2 separate regions of the Homo sapiens genome follow, and region 1 is linked to region 2. Evidence: chromatin loops called from intact Hi-C (ENCODE). Cell type or tissue: heart left ventricle. All regions are shown on one strand. Links, peaks and the distances in the headings refer to the core of each region. The heading gives the core; the rest is flanking DNA.

Evidence for each region. Hi-C counts contacts between places; a loop is a spot of excess contacts. Peaks named below come from ENCODE experiments on the same cell type or tissue, not always from the same donor. Only the 100,000 strongest peaks of a DNase experiment are listed, where the experiment ranks them.
Region 1: a loop joins it to region 2, with 2.1 times the contacts of the local background. A loop is called at or near these places in 5 of 110 quality-filtered maps.

The regions. Positions count from the first base shown.
Region 1 is chr13:48,619,573-48,630,626 of GRCh38, reverse strand. No RefSeq gene overlaps it. Among named protein-coding and RNA genes, the nearest start is that of CYSLTR2, 29 kb to the left of the region's middle. In heart left ventricle, for the core only: no CTCF peak of the experiment used is centred there; no DNase peak of the experiment used is centred there; H3K27ac peaks cover 4,989 bases.
Region 2 is chr13:48,744,130-48,755,183 of GRCh38, reverse strand. No RefSeq gene overlaps it. Among named protein-coding and RNA genes, the nearest start is that of CYSLTR2, 96 kb to the right of the region's middle. RefSeq lists an enhancer at 4,611-5,810. In heart left ventricle, for the core only: CTCF peaks have their summits at 4,170, 4,369 and 5,297 (motif pointing left); DNase peaks (open chromatin) are centred at 4,413 and 5,263; H3K27ac peaks cover 5,237 bases.

The DNA.
Region 1 (11,054 bases), core at 1,449-9,448, 120 kb after region 2:
AGAAGGAAGGGAAATCTAGCTTGAGAGAAGGTGTGACACAGGCCAATGTGCTCTGCCAGGAATGTTCTCCCTTCAATTTGCATGCCTAATTTCTGCTCACCCATTAGATCTGAGTGTACCTATCACCTGCACAGAGTAGCCTTCCTAGTCACCCGCTCTACTGGACAAACCCCCACAGTGATTAATTTTATGTGTCCAGTTGGCTGGGCCACAGTGTGCCAAGATATTTGGTCACTTTATTCTGGATGTCTTTGAAAGACTGTTGTTGGGTGAGATTTATATTTAAATCACTTGTCTTTAAGTAAAGTAGCTTGCCTTCCCTAGTGTGGCTTGGCCTCATCCAATCAGTTGAAGGCCTGAACAAAACAAAAGGCCAACCTCCCCTGAGCAAAGAGGAGTTCCCCAGCAGACGGCCTTCAACTTCATACAAAATGTGGGCTCTTCCTGGTTCTACTGCAGACTGTCTTTGGACTGTAAACCAAAAATAAATTTTTAAGGTCTCCCAACCATCTGAAAGGACTTCCTCCTCAACCAGGGCTCTTTTAAAATTTAGCATGACAGACTGTTTCAGGCCATGATGGGAAGTGGGGGTCAGACATGCCTCCTCATACCTCTCTGGCATTAACATCAACACAAGACTGTAAGTCTGATATGAAACATTTTACAACCTGTTCTCTCTGAAGCCTACTACCTGAAGGCTTCCTCTACAAATAAGAACTTGGGTCTCCACTGTCCTTTATCTTAACCCAGACATTCCTGTCTATTGATTCCAGGTCTTTAGGTAAACTCAACCAATTGTCAACCAGAAACATTTTAAATTTACCTATAAGCTGGAAGCCCACCCCCACCTCCCACCAGCCCCCACTGCTTCGAGATGTCCCACCTTTCTGGAACATAGCAATGTATTTCTTCAATGTATTTGATTGACGTTTCATGCCTCCCTAAAATGTATATAACCAAGCTGCACCCTGAGCACCTTGGGCACATGTTCTCAGGACCTCCTGAGGGCTGTGTCACAGGCCCATAGTTACGCATATTTGGCTCAGAATAAAACTTTTCAAATGTTTTACAGAGTCTGACTCCTTTTGTTGACGGTACTCAAACTGCAACGCCTTCCTGATTCTCCAGCCTGCCGGCCTCTCCCATGAGACTTTGAACTCACCAAACCTCCACAATCACATGACCCAATTCTTTAAAATAAATGTCTTTCTGTATCTATACACATCCTATTGATTCTGTTTTTCAGTAGAACCCTGACTAATACACCACCCACCCCACACACATTCTTAACTTCAGCCCTTGTTCATGCCCTTCAGAGGCTCATTCCAGTATGCAGCCATTTTAGTCATTGTTTCATCTGTTTCTTTGACATCTTTACAGAATGTAAGTTCATAAAGGCTGGGCACGTCTGCCTTGTTCTTTCTGTTTGTGTCCCTAGTTCTTTTCAGAATGCTGGGCACATAGCCGAAGCTAGTAAGTCTGGGTTGAATGAATGAATGGCTAAAGTTCTCCAGTAGATTATGTACTGGGAAGTCCTCTATATGCAAACAGTTCTTTTTTTTTTTTTTTTTTTTTTTTGAGACGGAGTCTTGCTTTGTCACCAGGCTGGAGTGCAGTGGCAGGATCTCGGTTCACTGCAACCTCCGCCTCCCAGGTTCAAGCAATTCTCCTGCCTCAGCCTCCTAGGTAGCTGGGACCACAGGGGTGTGCCACCACACCCAGCTAATTTTTATATTTTTAGTAGAGACAGGGTTTCACCATGTTGGCCAGGAGGGTCTCAATCTCTTGACCTCGTGATCTGCCCACCTTGGCCTCCCAAAGTGCTGGGATTACAGGCATGAGCCACCACACCCAGGCACAAACAGTTCTAATACATGTGAGAACACTGTGTTGAAAATGCTCATGGCCAGGCAAGGTGACTCACACCTGTAATCCCAGCACTTCGGGAGGCCAAGATGAGAGGATAGCTTGAGCCCAAGAGGTTGAGGCTGCGGTGAGCTGTGATTGAGCCACTGCACTCCAGCTGGATGGCTGCTGCTTCTTTTTTTTTTGAAGCCTGTTTCAAAAACCAAACTTGATATGGTTTGGCTGTGTCCCCATCCAAATCTTGAATTCTAGCTCCCATAATTCTCATGTGTCATGGGAGACACCTGGTGGGAGGTAATTGAATCATGAGGGTGGGTCTTTCCCATGCTGTTCTCATGATACTGAATAAGTCTCATGAGATCTGATGGTTTTATAAAGGGGAGTTCCCCTGCACATGCTCTCTCTCCTGCCTGCTGCCATGTAGGACATCCCTTTGCTCTTCCTTCTTCTATCATGATTGTAAGCCCTCCCCAGCCATGTGGAACTGTGAGTCCATTAAACCTCTTTCCTTTATAAATACCCAGTCTTGGGCTGGGTGTGGTGGCTCATGCCTATAATCCCAGCACATTGGGAGGCCAAGACAGGTGTATCACTTGAGGTCAGAAGTTTGAGACCAGCCTGGTCAAAATGGTGAAACCCCATCTCTACTAAAAAAATACAAAAATTAGCCAGGCATGGTGGCATGCACCTGTAGTCCCAGCTACTCAGGAGGCTGAGGCACTAGAATCACTTGAACCCAGATGACAGAGGTTGCAGTAAGCCGAGATGGCGCCACTGCACTCCACCCTGGGTGATAGAGTGAGACTTGGTCTCAAAATAAATAAATAAATTACCCAGTCTCAAGTATGTCTTTACAACATGAGAACAGACTAATACAAGACCCAAGAGTGATCTTGTTAAAGGTGATTTTGATCATGTCACTCCTCCAGTCTACAGCCTCCAGTGCCCTCCATGTCAAGGTCTTATGGCTGTGGCTAAGGCCCTCTCTGATACCTCCTTCCTATCCTTACCTCTCTCACCTTCCCCTGGTCACTCTCCCCCTTGTTCACTCCATGCCTCTGTGTTGTTCCTTGAACAAATCAAGCACTCCCTGACAGTAGGGCCTTTGCCTCTGCCTGCAAGGCTCTTCCCCAGCTGTCCACCTGGCTTCTCCCTCACCTGCCTCAAGTCTTTCCTCAGGTGTCACTTTCTCAGTGAGGGATATCTCGATTACTGTATGTCAAATTGCACCCAACCCACCCCTCACTCCCAAAACTCTACTCATTTCTATTTTTTGCATCTCACTTAGCACCTCCTCATATGTCATATGACTTGTCAATCTGTTATGCCTTTTCACCGTGCCAAGATATGAGCTCCACAGGGTAGGGACTTCTGTTTTGCCCACTAAAGCTGACACACAGAAGGCATTCAGTCAATGTTTGCTGAGTGAATGAATGAATGAATGAATGAAATGAATGCTTCTGCTGGGACAAAAGTGTCATTTCTTAACAAAAAGCATTTTTTAAAGGGCAGACAGCCATCCTCCCAATGGTTTGTGAAGACTGAATTCCTTGGTTAATTTATCTCCAGGCCACATTCCTCATACCCAGTTTAAGCTGGGATTTTTCCAAGTCAATAAAATCAGGATTAAATTTTTAAAAAAATGTTGGTGAATGCACCTAACACAGTTCCTGGCACAGTATAGGTACCTTATAAATTGTTTCTTCTCCCCTTTCTGATAAGTATGGAATTTTATTATCCTGAAGGAGTGGGATGGAGGCTTGTTTAATAGGAGTCCTTCCGGTAAGAGGGACAAATGATCTGGGACAACAGCAGAGATTGCTCTTCCAGACTTGTGGATAGCAATGACACATCAAAACACTGACAGCATGGAAAGGCATCTCCATAGAAGTAAGCTATAGAATTTCTGGGCTCCTGAACAAGGAGACTACCACAAGCCTGCTCTCTGCATTTGGGCACAATTTTTACTGTTGATGGCCTTGCCCTTGCTCCTTAGTGTCCCCTGGCATTTTGCTTATTTAAAAAATTGTTTATTTATTTATGTTTAAACTCCTCTTACTATCATTCCCAAGCCTTCTGACATTTTGTTTCAAAGCATAGTATCAATATCAGAATGATCTGAAGTACAAAACAGTGGTTTGTGTTCGTCAAGGGGTGCTGGCACCATGAGTTGCAGTTTGACATAATCTCCCGCTCTGGGAACCCCAGCCCTTGAGATTGAAATTTCTAAGCGGCAGTAAAATCACTTAGCAATGGCTCTTTTTAGTGTAAGTGTTGCAGGATTTTTAAGGAATTAGAGAGATCGATGGAGTTCAGGAGGATATTTATCAATTATTTAGGTGCACCAGCCCAGTCAGATTAACATCCAAAGGATTGAGCCCTGAACAAAGAGTTAAGTTACATTTTAAGCATTTCATGGGGCAGGGAGAGATCTGTGCAGGGGGAGGCATACTACAGAAGTGAGAAAAAAACGCAGTTATTCAATCAGTTGAGATATGCATTACATCATTTCTTACTTTTCAAAGAAAAACATGTTTTGCAACTTGAGTTTATCTGTCTAGTGACCTTGCAGCTGCACAGCTAGGGAAACAGGATTTTCACAATGCCTGGGAAAGGAGGAGAGATAAGGTTCACTAGCCACAGAAAAACAGGCAGTTAATTTTTAAAGGACTCCAACTCTTCCTTTTTCTCAGGCGGAATTGGGTTTTCTTACATACAACTGAGTTTTTGCTTACACACTCCTTAATTTCTTTTAATTCCTGTTCCATAAGGAGGCACCTATCTCTCCAAGGAGAGCCTGGGTGACTGACACTTGCTCCAGTTCACTGTTCCACAATGAGCAGCTCTGTGCAAACCTATCCCCAAAGGCTGAGTTTGCTGAGAAGCCAAAGAAAAAGACTCACAAATCCAATTTCTCAGAAAGAAACATTTAATAGGGACTTATGAAAAGAAGCCATGTCTTGGGAAGCTGAGAGATGGTAGATCCCTGTACCCACCCTCCAGAAAGTATTTTTTACATAGCAATTTGTTTTGGTGAAACGTGTCACTGGTCATGTCTCCGACCCTCGGCAAAACTCATGACTAGTGGAAAAGCTAGGTAAGCATCTTTATGAGGGGTTATCTATGCTGCAGTCCTTGTTTCTTGACCTTGCTGCAGAATGCCTTGGTCTACAGGAGTCAAACATTGGTCATTATGATAGTTTCACTTCAAGGTGGTATCACTCTTGCCATACAACAGGATATTCTCTTATACTCCACCCTATAAAACTGGTCCTTACAATCTCATGTGCCCTCCTCTTCTGGGATAGTCCCTGCACCTAGATGGAGGATGCTTGATATTGTATAGCTTTAGCAATAGTGCATTGGCTCCATTGGAGCTGCCATGACAACAGTAAAGGCAAAGCAGGGCAGTAAACAACATATGCATTTAATACCTAAACCAAGAACTAGCTTCATCCAAACCTGCCCAAAACCAGTCATTCAAAAGAGGGGTTTGGTCTGAAAGAGTGGTTATTTGGGTTTTCATATCAGTCATTAATTTAGTGATGTTATCTGATTCATCAGGAATATAAACATAGCATTCAGTTTTTATGATTGCACAAGCCCCCCTTGTGTAACAGTGAGCACGTCTAAAGCCATGTGCTTTTGGAGGACAGACTTTCTCATGAGAGTGACTTCTGTGTTTCAGAGAGAGATTCTCTTGTGGCTATTATTAAAAGCTTTCTTTGTATAATTTGTTACAGCTTCCACATGCTAAATAACATCTTTGATGTCCCGTTGAGGAAGGAAAATAGAAGCTAAGTTGTTGTACCGATAGAAAACAGATTGGGCCCAATGGGATTCCAAATGAAGGAAATTCCCAGGCTTTGAAAGAGTGTGAACTATCTGACCTTGCACCCGTGTGTAACCGAAAGAACATATTAATTTGTGCCATGCATCCAGGAAGTTCCATGTGGGCCAACCAAGAGATGCCTGGATATATTACCCATTCTGTAGCATGCGAATCCATACTTTTAATATTATAATATATAAACATCTGTCTCTTGGTGTCCATCTTATATCCCTTGTTCTATTTGGACAGATAGCTTTAGAATTATTCTTTTGTTTCCAACATAGGGGGACAAGTTGACTAGGCTGGCCAAAAGATAGTTAACCAAATAAATTCATTCTATATTTGGGTTATTTTCATTGCAGTATCAGATCACTTCGTTCTTTAACTGAAGTGTTTCAGGCTGAGACTGAGTTATTTTCATTGACAGAAAAACTCCTCCCATGTCCCTTCTCAGAAAGAATAATATTAATGGGGCATGAGGTTATTTTATCTCTAGTCACATTGTATTCAATACCATCATGTAAATGTGAAAAGCAATAATATATTCCTGATATTCTATCTGTCATCCTTGGAAGGGAACTACCCATCACTGTAGGCCAGAAACACCGGAGAGTGGCATGAGGCTGCATACCCAACGGGTGTTTTTCTGTGAGCCACCAGCATAGTCTTGGCCCATTGTAGGAAAAGGTTTGCTTCATAGGTGACAGCTGGTAATAATGGTGACAGAACATAACAACTAAAGATGAAAAGAAAGAAACAGCGGGTACTGGCAGGGAAGGTCTCCATCTGTTAGGATTACACTAGTTGCTTTATTGAGGGTCATTAACAAAGATGCAGCTCTTGTGTTTTTCAAAGGAGCAGTATACCATACATGTTGCTCAGAGGACGAAATGTTAGCAACTGTAGTTGGAGTAATTTAGTTGGGAGTTCACCATACCAAGGAACCCACCACCATGCCATAGGGTGTGAGCATTTCTCCTGAACACTTACAGCACATGACCATAGATCTGGTGTTCAGTGAGTTCAGTGGTGACCACTCTAACTGTCCAAGATACTCCCTACTCTCTGGCAGGAAATAGTCTAATCAGCCTGGGGATATTTGCTATTCTAAGCCCCAGTAGAGTATCCCCTCCCCGGTACTATATCCATTGGCATCTTCATGTGCAAAGCAGGCTGATTATCAATGAGGTCTGGGAGCAAAGCTGTTATCTCAGTCATCCATATATGCACAGTGGTAGGTTTTGGGGGCAGTTGTACCAACCTGTCTATGGGGCACATGTCCTCCCTCTGGCTGAATTTAAAGAGATAAAGGCTGCAGATAACACATTCATCTACCTGTGCAAGACAGGATTCCCCAGTAAAGTTTGAAGTCGTGCTTTTAATAGGCCATTGTTTTCTCTCAATTGACCCTACTGCTTGGGGTTTATGTGGGAGGTGGAAATGCCCTGCTATATCATGCTCCCTGGCCCAATCCTGAGGGTCACGTCCAGCAAAATGGATCCCTGAGTCACTGTCAATGTGCCATGGATATCCATACATAGTACCAAGAGCCCCTAATCCTTTAATAGTACTGGTTTGATTTGCTTGCTTACAAGGAAAACTTTGCGGCAGTCCAGTAGCAGCATCTACACAGGTCAATACATACTTTTTACCTTGACTTACATGGAGAGATCCTGTCTATCCACTTGCCAGTCTTTGACAGGGTGGACAGCCTTATAAATGTGTCCTGCTTGATGGGGTCTATCAAGCAGGACACATATGTAGACACAATCGCAAACATGGTAAACCGTTTGTTACAACTGTTGGGAAGTCACTATATTTTAAGGGTAGTCTGCCCCCTTGGCTATCTCCCAGGCTACTCTTGTACTTCTGTGACCACTTGTTATATACCTAGGTTGCTTGTTCAGTGGCCTGGGCCAACACGATGTTAGGGTGTTGCTTCTATATTTCCCAGAACTGAGACTTTTGTGTTTGGGGCCACTTTAAATACAATTAAATAGGCCATAGGGTGTTGCAGCTTCTCCCATGTGTCTTGCCACATGTTCATGCCCCATATGAGTCTGTGCATAATTATCCATTTTTCTCATTCCCTTTAGGCTAGCCACATAGTTAAACCTTAAAAGACAGCCCGATGATCAGTACAGGTGGTAAGGGGCCAAGGCTCACGTGTCGTTACTAACCAAGCAGTCTGCAATTCAGCCCATTGATTACTCTGATTGTACCCGTATCAAGCCAGATAGTGTCAGTTTGTGGTTGTATTGCCACAGCAGTTCAAATACAGGGATATCCCCTGCTGGAGCTGTCTGTATACCAAGCATCATCCGGATGAGTAACACTCCTTCTCTTATGCTGTCAGGCACTGGAGAAGCAACTGAGTAGTAGTTGCTCATATGTAACAGGGCCTAACATAGCATGCAATTCTGGGCTCAATGAACTTGTTACCAGAACCCTTCATCACTGCAAATAGGCATGTCATTTATTCAAGGTAGGTGTCTGGGTTCCAGCAGAGATGGGTCTTTTAAACAATCCTTCTATCCATCCCTTGATTGGTAGGCCTGTTCTCACATACGCAAGAAGGGTCTTTGTTAATGGTTCCACCTTCAGTAAAGCATTAAATACTGCTGGCACTTGTTCAATGGGAGTGTATCTGGTTTCAGCCCCTTTCCACAATTGTGACCAAAATCCTAGGTCCAATTCATACCCTCAGGAGGAGCAGTAACATCCAAAGTCCTAGCTGAACCCTCTAAAGGGGTGCCTAAGGCTTGTGCATGCTGTACTAGCACTTTAGCCTGTTCACAAACTTCCTGCTGAGGCGTGTCCCAATCCCAATGTGTCCCATTTCTAATAATTCTATAGTCCCATTTCGAATAAGTTGTCTTAAACATTGGGCTAAGTGTGGAATAAGTTCTTTCCAACAGCCCAAAAGACCCACACATGTTTGGACTTCTTTTACTATTTTCTGAGTTTGAAGTTGTTGGATTTTGATATGGTTTGCCTGTATCCCCACCCAAATCTCATCTTGAATTGTAGTTTCCATAATCCCCATGTGTCATGGGAGGGACCAGGTGGAGATAATTGAATCATGGGGGCAGTTTCTACCATGCTGTTCTCATGATAGTGAGTGAGTTCTCACGAGATCTGATGGTTTTATAAGGGACTTCCTGCTTCATTTGGCACTTCTCCTTCCTGCTGCCATGTGAAGAAGGACATGTTTGCTTCCCCTTCTGCCATGATTATAAGTTTCCTGAGGCCTCCCAGCCATGCTGAACTGTGAGTCAATTAAACCTCCTTCCTTTATAAACTACCAGGTCTCGGGTATGTCTTTATTAGCAGCATGAGAACAAACTAATATAGACTTTGTCAATTACTGTACCCGGTATGAAACCAGTCTTCTCCTGAGAACTTCACTGCAGATCCTGGGCCCTGGATATTCTGAGGATTGATTACCCATCCTTGTTCCCATAGATGAACACACAATGCTATAAGGCTTTCCTGTGTTAACCAAAAAAGTTAGGCAGATGTCTCTATCAGTAGATGTTTATTGAGCCAACGTTTGAGGATGCACTGGGAAAAACACAAGCCACAGGAACGTCTGTGTCCTGTGCTTTTCAAAGAGGGCTTGGGAACTCAGTGTTTAAGGGTGAAAGAGCAAGAAGGAGGGAAAAAGAAAGGGAGGGTAGGCAGTGAGGCAAATGTTTACATTCTTGTGAAGCTCTAATTAACACTCAGTAAATCTACATTTTAGATAAGATAAGGTAAACATTTGAAAAGAAGGAGTAGCCCAGGTGCAGTGGCTCATGCCTGTAATCCCAGCACTTTAAGATGGCAAAGTGGGCAGATTGCTTGAGCCCAAGTGTTCGAGACCAGCCTGGGCAACATAACAAAACTCCATCTCTACTGAAAACACGAAAATTAGCCAGGCGTGGTGATATGTGCCTGTGGTCTCAGTTACTCAGGAGGCTGAGGTGGGAAAAATCACCTGAGCCCAGGAAGTTGAGGCTGCAGTGAGCTGTGATCATGCCACTGCACTCCAGCCTGGGTGTTGGAGTGAACCATTAAAAAAATAAATAAATAAAATTAAAAAAGGAAAGAATGAAAGAAAAGAGGGAGTAGAGGAAAAAGAAGTTAATTATGCATCCATCTCAACATAGGCAGAGGAGTGATTTATTGTCTTGCCCTTGGTCTGTGCCTGCGAAGACAAGCTAGATAAGTTTGTCATCAATATTGTCAGTGTGAGATTTAACAGAAATCAGTTTTAGGAGTTAAAACTTTGGTTGCAGACCCACGGTTACAATTGGCATGGCTGATTTTGTAGGGGGACATGTATCTTGAATGATTTCAGGGCTAACAAGGAATTTTCTTGTAAGCAATTTGTGAGGCAGGCTATCTGGGCAGGTACATGACCTTTTTCCATTGTTGGAACTTGGCTTAGGTATAATGCTGTGACAGAGTGTTGTGAAGTTACACCTCTCTGGTTAAGGGAAAAAAGGAAGGCAGTGTTGCACGACTTATTTTCCAGGCTTAACTTTCTCCTTGGCATACTGAGTTTGGGGTCCCAAGGTTTCATTTTCTTTTACACCTGTAACACATTAAAATCTTCAGAGGCTAACAAAATGTCATCAATATAATGAAACGAAGAAAGAAAGGATAGGAGTGAGAAAAAAGACAAGTCTCTAGCCACCATTCCTTGACAAATGGTAGGACTTTGAAGACATCCCTGGGGCAACAGGTGAAAAGTCCACTAGCAGCCTTGCCAGGGAAAAGCAAATTGGTCTTGTGATTGTTCAATGGAGGAGTGCTGAAAAAGGCGTTAGCCAAATCTGAGACAGTGTGATGTGTCCCCAGCACAGATACTATGTCATCAACTGTTTAACTAATATTAAGAACCACAGGCCGGGGCTGGGTGTGGTGGCTCATACCTGTAATCCCAGCACTTTTTAAGGCTGAGGTGGGCAAATCACCTGAGGTCAGGAGTTCGAGACCAGCATAGCCAACATGATGAAACCCTGTCTCTACTAAAAATACAAAAATTAGCCAGGCATGGTGGCGCATGCCTGAAATCCCAGCTACTCAGGAGGCTGAGACAGGAGAATCACTTGAACCCAGGAGGTGGAGTTTGCAGTGAGCCGAGATCATGTCACTGCACTCTAGCCTGGGTGACAGAGCAAGACTCCGTCTCAAAAAAAAAAAAAAAAAAAAAAAAAAAGAACTGCAGGCCAGGAACAGCAGTTCACACCTGTAATCCCAGCACTTTGGAAGGCCGGGTGTTAAGGTTTCACAAATGCACCACAATGTAGCAGTCTCTCTTTGTGAGGTATTACCCGGAGTTCTTTGTCTCACCACCAAGAGAATTAAG
Region 2 (11,054 bases), core at 1,075-9,074:
CCAGTTCTAAAGTCACTTCTGCATTTTCAGATATCTTTTCAGCAGCGCCCCACTCTACTAGTACCAATTTACTGTATTAGTCCATTTTCATGCTGCTGATAAAGACATACCCAAGACTGGATAATTTATAAGGAAAAAGAGGTTTAATGGACTCACAGTTCCACATGGCTAGGGAGGCCTCACAAACATGGTGGAAGGTGAAAGGCACATCTTACATGGTGACAGACAAGAGAAGAAAACTTGTGCAGGGAAACTCCCCTTTATAAACCATCAGATCTAGTGAGACTTATTCACTATCATGAGAATAGCATGGGAAAGACCCGTCCCCATGATTAAATTATCTCCCACTGGGTCCCTCCCACAACACATGGGAATTGTGGGAGCTACAATTCAAGGTGAGATTTGAATGGGGACACAGCCAAACCATATCAGTGAAGGTATGAAGAAATGGAAACTTTGTTATTGTTATTGGCAATATAAATAAATATGAACACTTTTGAGAGCAATTTGGCAATATTTAGTAAAGTTAAAGATGTCTGTAAGCTATGATCCACCAATTCCACTCTTGAGTCGAATGAGCAGAATGCTAGAATAAATATAGAAACTCAATATATGACAGAGATGGCATTATGAATCAGTGGGGAAAGAACAAACTCTTGGATAAATGGCACTAGGATATTACATATGGAAAAAGCTTAACTAGAACCCTATCACACACTATCACAAAAATAGATTTCAAGTATATTCAAGATTTAAATTATATTTATCTTTATGAGAATATCTTATGACCTTAGGGTGGAGAAGGATTTCTTACAAAGATTACAAATTATTAAGGGAAAATTAGATATATTTGAATATCAAATTAAACACCTCTGCTGTGTAGCCAAACATTACAGCTAAAATTGCCTTTAACTGGCAATTGTTTAGTATCCAGAATATATCTAGAGCTTTTATATACCTATAAAAATTGTAAACAATATAATAATAAAGCAGGCAAAAGATATTAAAGAGAAAATTTTTAAGAAGGAAATTTTAATTGCCAATATGCATATGAAAAACATCTCAACTTCACTAGTAATCAAAGGAAAACAAATTAAAGCCACGATGAGATGTTATTTCACCCTGATCAATTTGGCAAAGATTAAAATGTCTGACATTATCAAGAGATGGCAAGGATAACAAATGTCAATGTTATGAAACATTCTTTTAAAAGACTGGGGAATTTTCTAGATTAAAGAAGATTAAAGGAGACTAAAGATACATGACAATTAAATGCAACACAGTATTTGATCCCTGATTGAATTCTGGACTGGGGAAAAATCTATAAAAGGCATTATTAGGTCAGTGGAAAAATTTGAAACTGGCCTGCATAATAGTAGAATTGTATCAATGTTCAATTTCTGAGTGTGATGACTGCATTATTTTATGTAGGAGAATGTCCTTGTTTTAGGATATATATTTAATTATATATTTTATTATATGTATACATGTTGAAATATGGGATACCAAAGGCCAAGAAAATTTTTGAGAGAATAAAAAAGCAAATGTAGCAAAAGGTTAATAACATTGAATCTAGATGAAGTATATACATGTGTTCATTGTACCTTTCTGGCAACTTTTCTGTAAATTTGAAATGTTTCTCATAAAGAAGAGGCAAGAGCATGGAAAAATTAAAACTTTACCATTGTTACTGATGGTATAAATTGATACAACCATGTTAGAGAACAATTTGACAGCGTCTAGTACATTTCAAAGGTGTCTAATCCTGTAACCCACCAGGTCTACTCTTGAGACAGTTCTCAAAAGTGCACAAGTGGACATGTATAATTCTCTGTGGCATTGTTTCTACAGAGAAAAAATGGAGAATAACTAAATGTCTACCAACTACAAAATAGATAAAGAAAGCATTTACTACCATAAAGTGAATGAACTAGATCTATGTGTATCAATATTTTAAAATCTCAACAATAATACTGTTGAGTGAGGAAAAACAACGGAAGGATCAGTATAGTAGGATATCATCTCTATACTATTAAAATAGTTCAAAGCAATAACATATCTGTTTAGGAATGTATACATATGTAGTGAGTATTTTAAAATATTGGTGATGATAGGCTGGGTGCGGTGGCTCACACCTGTAATCCCAGCACTTAGGGAGGCCGAGGCAGGTGGATTACCTGAGGTCAGGAGTTCGAGACCAGCCTGGCAAACATGGTGAAACCCCATCTCTACTAAAAATACAAAAATTAGCCGGGCGTGGTGGCACACACTGTAGTCCCAGCTACTCGGGAGGCTGAAGCAGGAGAATTGCTTGAGCCCGGGAGACGGAGGTTGCAGTGAGCTCAGATCATGCCACTGCACTCCAGCCTGACTGACAGAGCAAGACTCTGTCTCAAAAAAAAAAAAAAAAAAATTGGGGATGGTAAACATCAAAATTCAATAGAGTGAAGAGAGAGAGAGAAATGTGATTGTGGGCCCCTCCCTACCCCCAACTGCAGGCATCAACTGTGCCTATGATTTACCCCTTTAAAAAAGAATCTGGGAACAATATAGCAAAATTTTCACATGTGACAAATCTGGGTGGAGAAGAACAGATTTTTGTGATATTATTCTCTCTGCTTCACTGTAAGCATAAAATATTGACAATATATATTTGAAATTTTTGGCAAGACAAGACCTGGAAATATGCATTTCACTTTAGTTTTACAGGAAGCATGCTCTAAAGTCAGGGGCTGCAGCTCTCAGCGGAGGCTGACTGCAGAAGGTATTTCTTGCAAAACAGCAAGAGCACTGCTGTGGTTTTGTGCCCAAGGAGGGCACTAAATTGACACTGTGAACATTGAGTTGACATGAAAATGCTACAGCTCTATAGTTTGAAAAATGTGTGCACCTGTATCTGCAAGGGACTTAAGACAGTGAATGCAAGCTCTAGCCTTGTAGCTGCACAGCTAAAGGAAAACAGCCCAAAAGTTCATTGTGAAAAAAAATAAAATGTGCTGTGGCCTGGTGTCCTCTTGGGAAGAACCCCTTGCTATTAGGTTGCTGCAAAAGTAATTGTGGGTTTTGCCATTAAAAGTAATGGCAAAACCACAATTAGAACCAGAGGAAGCACCAAGGCAGGGGCTGGAGGGACTGCTCCCCTGGTTCCTTGCTATAAACAGGGATCTTGAGTCAGGCACCCACAGGCTCTTGAGGAAACCCCACGGGTAATGTTTGAAGACTTCCTTTTATTTTCTATTTATTTATTTTTAAGAGACAGGGTCTCACTCTATTATCCAGGCTGGAGTGCAGTGCTGCAATCATGGCTCACTACAACCCCAAACTCCTGGGCTCAAGTGATCCTCCTGCCTTGGCCTCTCGAGCAACTAGAACTACAGGCCTGCCTAATTAAAAAAAAATTTCAGAGACCGTGTCTCGCTTTGTTGCCTAGGCTGGTCTCAAACTCCTGGCCTCAAGCGATCCTCCTGCCTCAGCCTCCCAAAGCACTGGGATCACGGGCAAGAGTCACCACGCCGGGCCAGGGCCGCAGACTTCCTTTTAATAGCCTCAGTAGTAGTGTGTCCCAGACTCTTGTCTAGCCTTGGAACATAGCTGCTCAGATTCTGACTCTAACTGGGAGTGCATAGAGCCTGCTCCTGCTTTTAAGCAGGAACTAATTTTATGGCCTAAGGTGTTGCACTGCGTAACCAGAGAGCAGACAGGGTATTTCAGAATCCATTCATTTGGTAAACATGAAATGGACCTCTCTTTCATTCCAGGCACTGGGCTGGACTGAGCAGCTAAAGGTGAACAAGAGTGAGTCCGGCCCTCAGGGAGCTCATAGTCTAGTGCTGAAGTCTGACAAATAGGTGAACAACAGTAAGAGAAGTGCTCCGTGCTGGCTTTTACAGAGTCCTCTGAGGGTGAAGAGAGCACATGGAACTCTGAGTGTGGCCGGTGTGGTTCTGCAAAGGAAGCAATGTCTGAGCTAAGTTTAAAAGGCATATCTGCCATGATAACACTGCCAAGAAGGCACGTGCCAGGCCTCAGAGTAAGAGAGAGTGTGGGGAACGCAGGGCCCTGCCCTTGAAAGAAGAAAGCTGGAGAAGAGAGATTCCCAAAGCTTTCAAGGCAAGGAGGACTGCATTTTATTAATAATAACCATGGGCTGAAGCCTGTTTAGGCTGGGAATTTCTATCTGTGGAGGCTTCTATCTTGGAATAGTGAAAGTCTTGGCTGGTACTCAGCCATGGAGGGCCCAGGGACGAATGCCTGTTTGATGGTGCTGTTTATCCTTTGGTCTCTTCTTGGTTCAGTGGAACCTCTCAGCTTCAGGAATGTTCAGCTCAACCCAGAAAGCTGCTTTTCTGCAGCTCTTTAGCTCACCAAGCGTCCAGTTGGGAGGAGTGAAGGCAAAAAGGAAGGAACATACCAGAGCACTCAGGAGTCCTGCCAAGCTCCTCGGATGTCCTTGTGATCGCTCCAATGTCAGACTGCTGAGGTCTGAATCCTGTCTCTGGATTCTAGCTATGTGCCTTTAGACAAATCATTTAATCTCTCTGAGCCTCAGTTTCCCTAGTTGTCAAGTGGGAATATTAATAATTCCTACCTCATGGGCTGATTTTAAGGACTAAATGAGATAAAGCCCGTAAGGTAGATAGCACAGTGCATATCAGGTACTTAATACATGTTAATTAACATTATTGTTATTAGTATGCCCATGTTTCTGATGCCTTTTTGAAAATCCATGTCCTTTCCATGCCTTTTCACTCTATCATCTGCATATTAGCACCAGATAGAGTCCATCAAGCTTTACTCTCTGCAGTTTGTATTATGAAAATAGGAGGTGTATTGAATGTTTCTTTTTTTATGCTCCCCTGTAGAGTCTGACACCGGTCTTACCCCCCGTGCAACCCACACAGGCAGTGATTGAGAAACCCGGTGGGGCAGTGAAGGCTTTTAAGCAGGAGAGACACACGACTAGATGAGGCTGCTCACAATATCACTTAATTATCTTGGGATCAAATTTATTACAAGCACCTAAAATGGTTTAGAAGCTTTTGTCTTCATTTGTCAACAGCCCTAATTCTTTTATTTCTGGGGAGATTACTCTTGGGCTTACTGGGTCTATTGTACTCCTCTGGGCATGGGGATGTGATATTTTACACGTTGTTGAATTAAGCCCTTGTCATTTCTGGGCTAACACTCCCCAGATGAGTCAGATGTTCGCTTCTCAGCGGTGTGGCCTCTGGTAGCGGCTCTGCCTTCAAAGGTCAGTTCGCTCTTTTCTCTGAGGGCCCCCGGCTCGGCTGCCACCTAATGGTGAGTTTTGTGATGAGTAAGAAATGACTCTTAAGAAACAGTTCGAATGCGCCCTTGGACATGAGACCCTCTGATGCTGTGAGTCATTCTGGATGACAGCGTGAGAGATATTACTCATCGTTGTGAAAGATGATTGTCTTAAGTGCTTCTGCTGGATGGGAATCTGCCTTTGAAAAACAATTCCATTTTATTTTCATCAAATCTAATAATTTTTTCTCTTCAAAATGGACTCTAGCAGAAGAACCTGGCATCGGGGGAGGAGAGGTGTATTGCTAATAGTCGCCCAGCCTTTGGAATGTGCTAAGGTCTATTTTAAGCACTTAGAATATCTCACTTAATCCTTATTTAAATCCTGAGGTAGGTAGTGCAATCATAACAAAATTAGTAAGTATTATCATTGTTGTGGTTGTTATTTTACGAATGAGAGAATTCAGCTTTGGGCTGGTCTAACAACACTTAGCTACTAAGTGGCAGAACTAGAATTGTAGCCCAGGCCTGTCTGACATCAGTAACTGTTCTTGAGCACACTGCTCCTGAATGATGCACGAGTCTGCACACCCGCTAGGTTCCAGCATGAGCTCATCCCACAAGGCATTTGTTGAGGCCCAGAATTGGGCACTGGTTATCAGCCATGACCTAGACACAGTCCCTTTCCTCCGGAGTGTACAGTCTAGTAGGAGAGAAAATAAAAGTAAACAAGCAATTGCAATAGAGCTTGATAAATCCTATAGTGAAGTGAACAGGAGGTGCTGAGGGACCACATATGTATAAATGGCCTACCCTGTAACCTTGAGGCAGGCAGACAGACTTCCCAAGGAAGGTCACCAAGGTAATTCCTATGGGATGAATGGGAATCAGGCAGGTCCAAGGAAGGAGGGGGTTAGAGCAGAGGGCAGGACATGTCCCACAGAACAAGCAGCAGGTGTGAGGGGCCAGAGGTCCCAGATGGGTGCTGAGTTCTGGGAAAACACTCTCATGACTGAATGGTGTCATGAAGGGACCATGGAGTTGACTCATTTGGCTGCTGACTTTTGCCCTCTATCCCTGGCAGGGCGCTGGCTATCCCATTTTGAAAAAAACACTGCTTTGCAGAGAAAAGGCTCTGAGAAGGAGGAGAGAAGACAGATTTTTTTTTTTATCATCCTTTCTGTGGCCTGAAACGGGCATATGACAGCTGTCCTGGGCCCTGGGGGGAAGCCTGGGTATGCAATCTGTTTTAGCTCCAGGCTCAGCCCTGCCTGGCCTGGTGAACTGGCCAGGGTGGCATGGTCAGGACATCGCAGCACCACATGTTAGATCCTGGTGCAATCTCAAAGCTAAAATTTCAGAGGATACATTGCATTTTCCTATTAAACATAACAGCAGAGAAGAAGGAAACCACTGTAATGGAACAGACTGAAGAGAAGGCTACCAGTTGTGTGCTTGCTAGTACCTTCCACAGGCGGTATGAAGGAATTAGGGGCTCTTCTCTAACCTCTATGACCTTGGGAGGGCCTCCTTTCCCTTTGCTTCTCTGAGACATTGCCCCTCTAATGGTCTTCAGTACAACTCTGTTAGTTGGGTGCTTAATGGGCAAAGCCATTTTACCAAAGGAGTAAACCATGAAGAAGGTAACTCACAGGGATGCAGCATATTTTTGTTAACTGGACTTGGCTTCATACCATGATTGGTCTATGGCCTGATCATTTTTGTTTCTTCTGTTCATTACCAGCCTAACAGGGTCACTTCACCTGGGCCCTTGGAGACACTTTGGACATTCTTGTTAGACTTTTCAGACCTAACCCTTTGGTTCAGGTTGAAATGATTGTTCCAGAGCTTCCTGAATCTCAGCCTGTTGTTTCTTCAGTATTCTGTTGTGCCTCTTAATCAAGTCTCCACTCCCAGGCTCTTTCTCTCCTCAGAAAAATTCTCCCTCAGTGATTGCATGCCTTTCTTTAGGTCTTTGTGACAAGTTAATACCACGGGAGTCTTCTAGTCTTGATGGCAGTGATGAGGACCATCTTGCAAGTCTAATACATGGGACATTGTTGTGGCACTTGCTATGGAAAGTGGAAGGACTTAGCACCAATTTTTCTATTCCCTGCCTGATGTGTAGCATTCTATTAAACCTCTTTCATAGTGTGGTAGTTACCACCTGTAATCCCAGCACCTTGGGAGGCCAAGGGGGGTGGATAACGAAGTCAGGAGTTCCAGACCAGCCTGACCAACATGATGAAACCCCATCTCTACTAAAAATACAAAAATTAGCTGGGCGTGGTGGCACGTGCCTGTAATCCCAGCTACTCAGGAGGCTGAGGAAGGAGAATTGCTTGAACCCGGGAGGCGGAGCTTGCAGTGAGAGGAGATTGCACCACTGCACTCCAGCCTGGCAACTGAGCTAGACTCCATCTCAAAAAAAAAAAAAAAAAATGTAAGAACCTGGACTCCAGTCCTACCATTGGCTAATCTGAATAATATTAGATAATTTATCTCACATCCTTGTGCCTCATTTTCTTCATGTATAAAACGGCATCATGATAATAATTAGTTCATGGGATTGTCCTCAGGGTTAATGGGTTGGCACCTGTACAGCACTGAGACCTGTGACTGGCCCAGAGCAAGTACTATCGAGCATTTGCTTTCTTTGGTCAGCAGCTGTTCTCTTTGCAGACCACTTCCTGTGGTCCCCCTAACCATGATCAAATCACCATTCATTTCTCCCATGTCTTATTTAGATAAGATTTGCTTCAGAAATGAATTGCCAAGACATTCACAATGTTCATTTGGGAAGTGGCATTTCTTCACAGTGACTTCCCCAAGACTTGAGAAAGCCCATATGGAGTAGGAAAGACTCTGGATACACCAGATCCCAGCTCATTCCTTTTACTCAACAAAATCACAGCTTTTTCCTACTGCCTCATTCCAAAAGCCCAGCTGTGGAATGTTCTGGCTGCTGTGCCCATTTCTTCCTCTAATATTAGTTCTGAATTCTCTCGAGTAGGCTCAAGTAATAGGTATAGTAAATTTATTTTCAATAACTTTCCATTAAAATTTGTAATGTATGCTTATGGAGATCAATGTTCTATTGCGTGCTATTTTATACTTTTTAGTCTTGGAGTCTGCTCCATCTATTTGAATGAGGTTTGGATAGATGTTTGCCTTGGTGTTTCTTAATATATTCCTTAAGCCTGAACAAAAGCCTGACATGACAATGCCCACTCATCATTTTCTTCTCTTCAGGAATTGTTTTGTGCAATAATAAAATGCTATTGCTTCTTAGTGATTTGTATGTGGCAAAAGAGCCAAAAATTATATCTGCTGGATCTTGTTTGCCTTAAAAACAAAATTCCGTTTCTTTCAGGTATGATATAATTTGACTTGTCTTATTCTTCATGGATATTACATTTTCATCTTTGTTTTTCTGAATTCTGACATAGTTGTCTCTGTTGCATCATGGGAAAGGTGAGAACTTAAAACAAAAATTCTTACTATTTGAGTTCAGTTTTATCTTCGCAAACATTACAAGACATAAAATGACCTTTGCTGATACTGGCTCCTGTGGCTCAATGCCGCATGGAAGGGACCACAATATATTTAACTGGGAGACATGCCCTACTGACTTTGCAGTTGGAAAAATGGTAAATAATCAAATTCTCTCTTTGTCTTTGTTCACCATCATGATTTTCTGGCAGCAAGGAGAAGTACTCTGAGATGGTTAAGAAGAACATATTAACACAGTGGGTGTGATAGGTGAACAGATTGGGATGAGCACACTTTCTATGATTGAATTTCTTTCTAAGTTGTTGGATAATTTTAAATTTATGTGTATCACCTTTCCATAGTTGAGTGGGAAACTGGGATCTCATATAGGGTCTTTTTGGTTAAAGGATTTGTGGGTTTCCTGCTTAAGAGATCACAAGCCTCTATTCCTCCCCTGAGCTGTTACTGGCCCTGGGTGTTCCTTGGCAATACTATGAAGTAGGGGAAGACCATCTGGGATATCCCCGCTACATCCCTTTCACAGACCCTTCACCCTCTTCTGGGCTCCCTTCTCTGTGGAGTATCTGGCTGCCCAGAGTCCTGTGCTGTCAAACCTCACCCTTGGCAGCTCTCACTTGTTTCCCTTCTTGTTGCCCTGGGGCAGGGGGAAAGATAAAATGTGCAGCATTGCTTTCGGTACCTAGATCCATTTCAAATCATTTGTTTTTTGTACCTGGTCCCATTTAAAAAGTTACAGATATATCTCTATACTTATCACCTATATCAATGACTTAAAATTACTTTATTCGATTTTTCAAGTAAAACGTGTACAAGATTTGTATACTGAAAACTACAAAATGCTGATGAAAGAAATCAAAGAAGCTCTAAATAAATGGAAAGACTTACATATTCACAGATTGGAAGACTCAACATAATAAAGATGTCAGTTTTCCCCGTACAGATTTATAGATTTAATGCAGTTTCTATCAAAATCCCAGTGAGAATTTTTTTATAGTTATAGACTAGTTTATTCTAAAATTCATATGGAAAGACAAATGAATTAGCATAGCTAAAACAATTTTGAAAAAGAATAAATTGGAAGGAATCACTCTACTTTATTTTAAGACCATGTACACTACAGTAATCTTGACAGTGTGGTGTAGGTGAAGGAATAGAAACAAACATAGATCAATGGAACAGAATAAAGCTTCAAGAAATAAACTCGCATAAATATGCTCAACTTATTTTTTATTGTTCTAAGTAAAGTACATATAACATAAAATTTACTATATAAACCATTTTTAAATGTACAGTTTAGCAGTATTAAATACATTCATAATGTACAAATATCACCACCATTCATCTCCATAACTATTTTCATAGTATAAAACTGGAACCCTATACCCATTAAATAATTAATAATTATTTAATAATAATTAGTTATTAAATAATAACTCCCTCCCCTCAGTCTGTAGCATCCACCCTTTTACTTTCTGTCTCTATGATTTTGACTACTCATATTCCTTCATATAAGTTGAATCATATAGTACTTGTATTTTTGTGACTGACTTATTTCACTGAACATAAGGTTCATCCATGTTATAGCATATTGGAGAATTTCTTTCCTTTTAAAGGGCAATATTCCATTGGATAGTGTTTTAGTCAAATTTATGCTACTATCACAAAATATCACAGACTAGGTAAATTATAATGAACTGAAATTTATTTGACGTACAGTTATGGAGGCTGGGAAGTCCCAGAACATGGCACTGGCATTTGGTGAAGGCCTTTGTGTTGTGTCATTCCATCACAGAAGGCAGAAAAACAAGAGAGAGTGAGAGTGAGGGAAAGAGGGCTCATACTTTACCTGGGAACCCTAATTGGATGATCATGCGATTACTCAATTGGTTATTGGATAATCCTGCAATACGCCAATCCTTATTATAACAGCATAAATCTATTTATGATGGCTGGCAGAGTCTTCATGACCTAATCATCTCTTTAAAAGTCCCACCTTTCAACACCGTTGCATTGGGGATTAAATTCCCAACACATGAACTTTGGGGGGCACAGTCAAACCATAGCATGTGGGTATACCACATTTTGCTTTTCCATTCATTCATTGATGTACATTTGGGTTACTTCAACATTTTAGCTACTGTAAATAATGCTGCTATGAGAATGGGTGTACAAATACCTCTTTGAGACCCTGCTTTCAGTTCTTTTTGGTATATACCAAGAAGTGGAATTGCTAGATCATACGGCAATCCTATTTTTCACTTTTTGAGGAAATA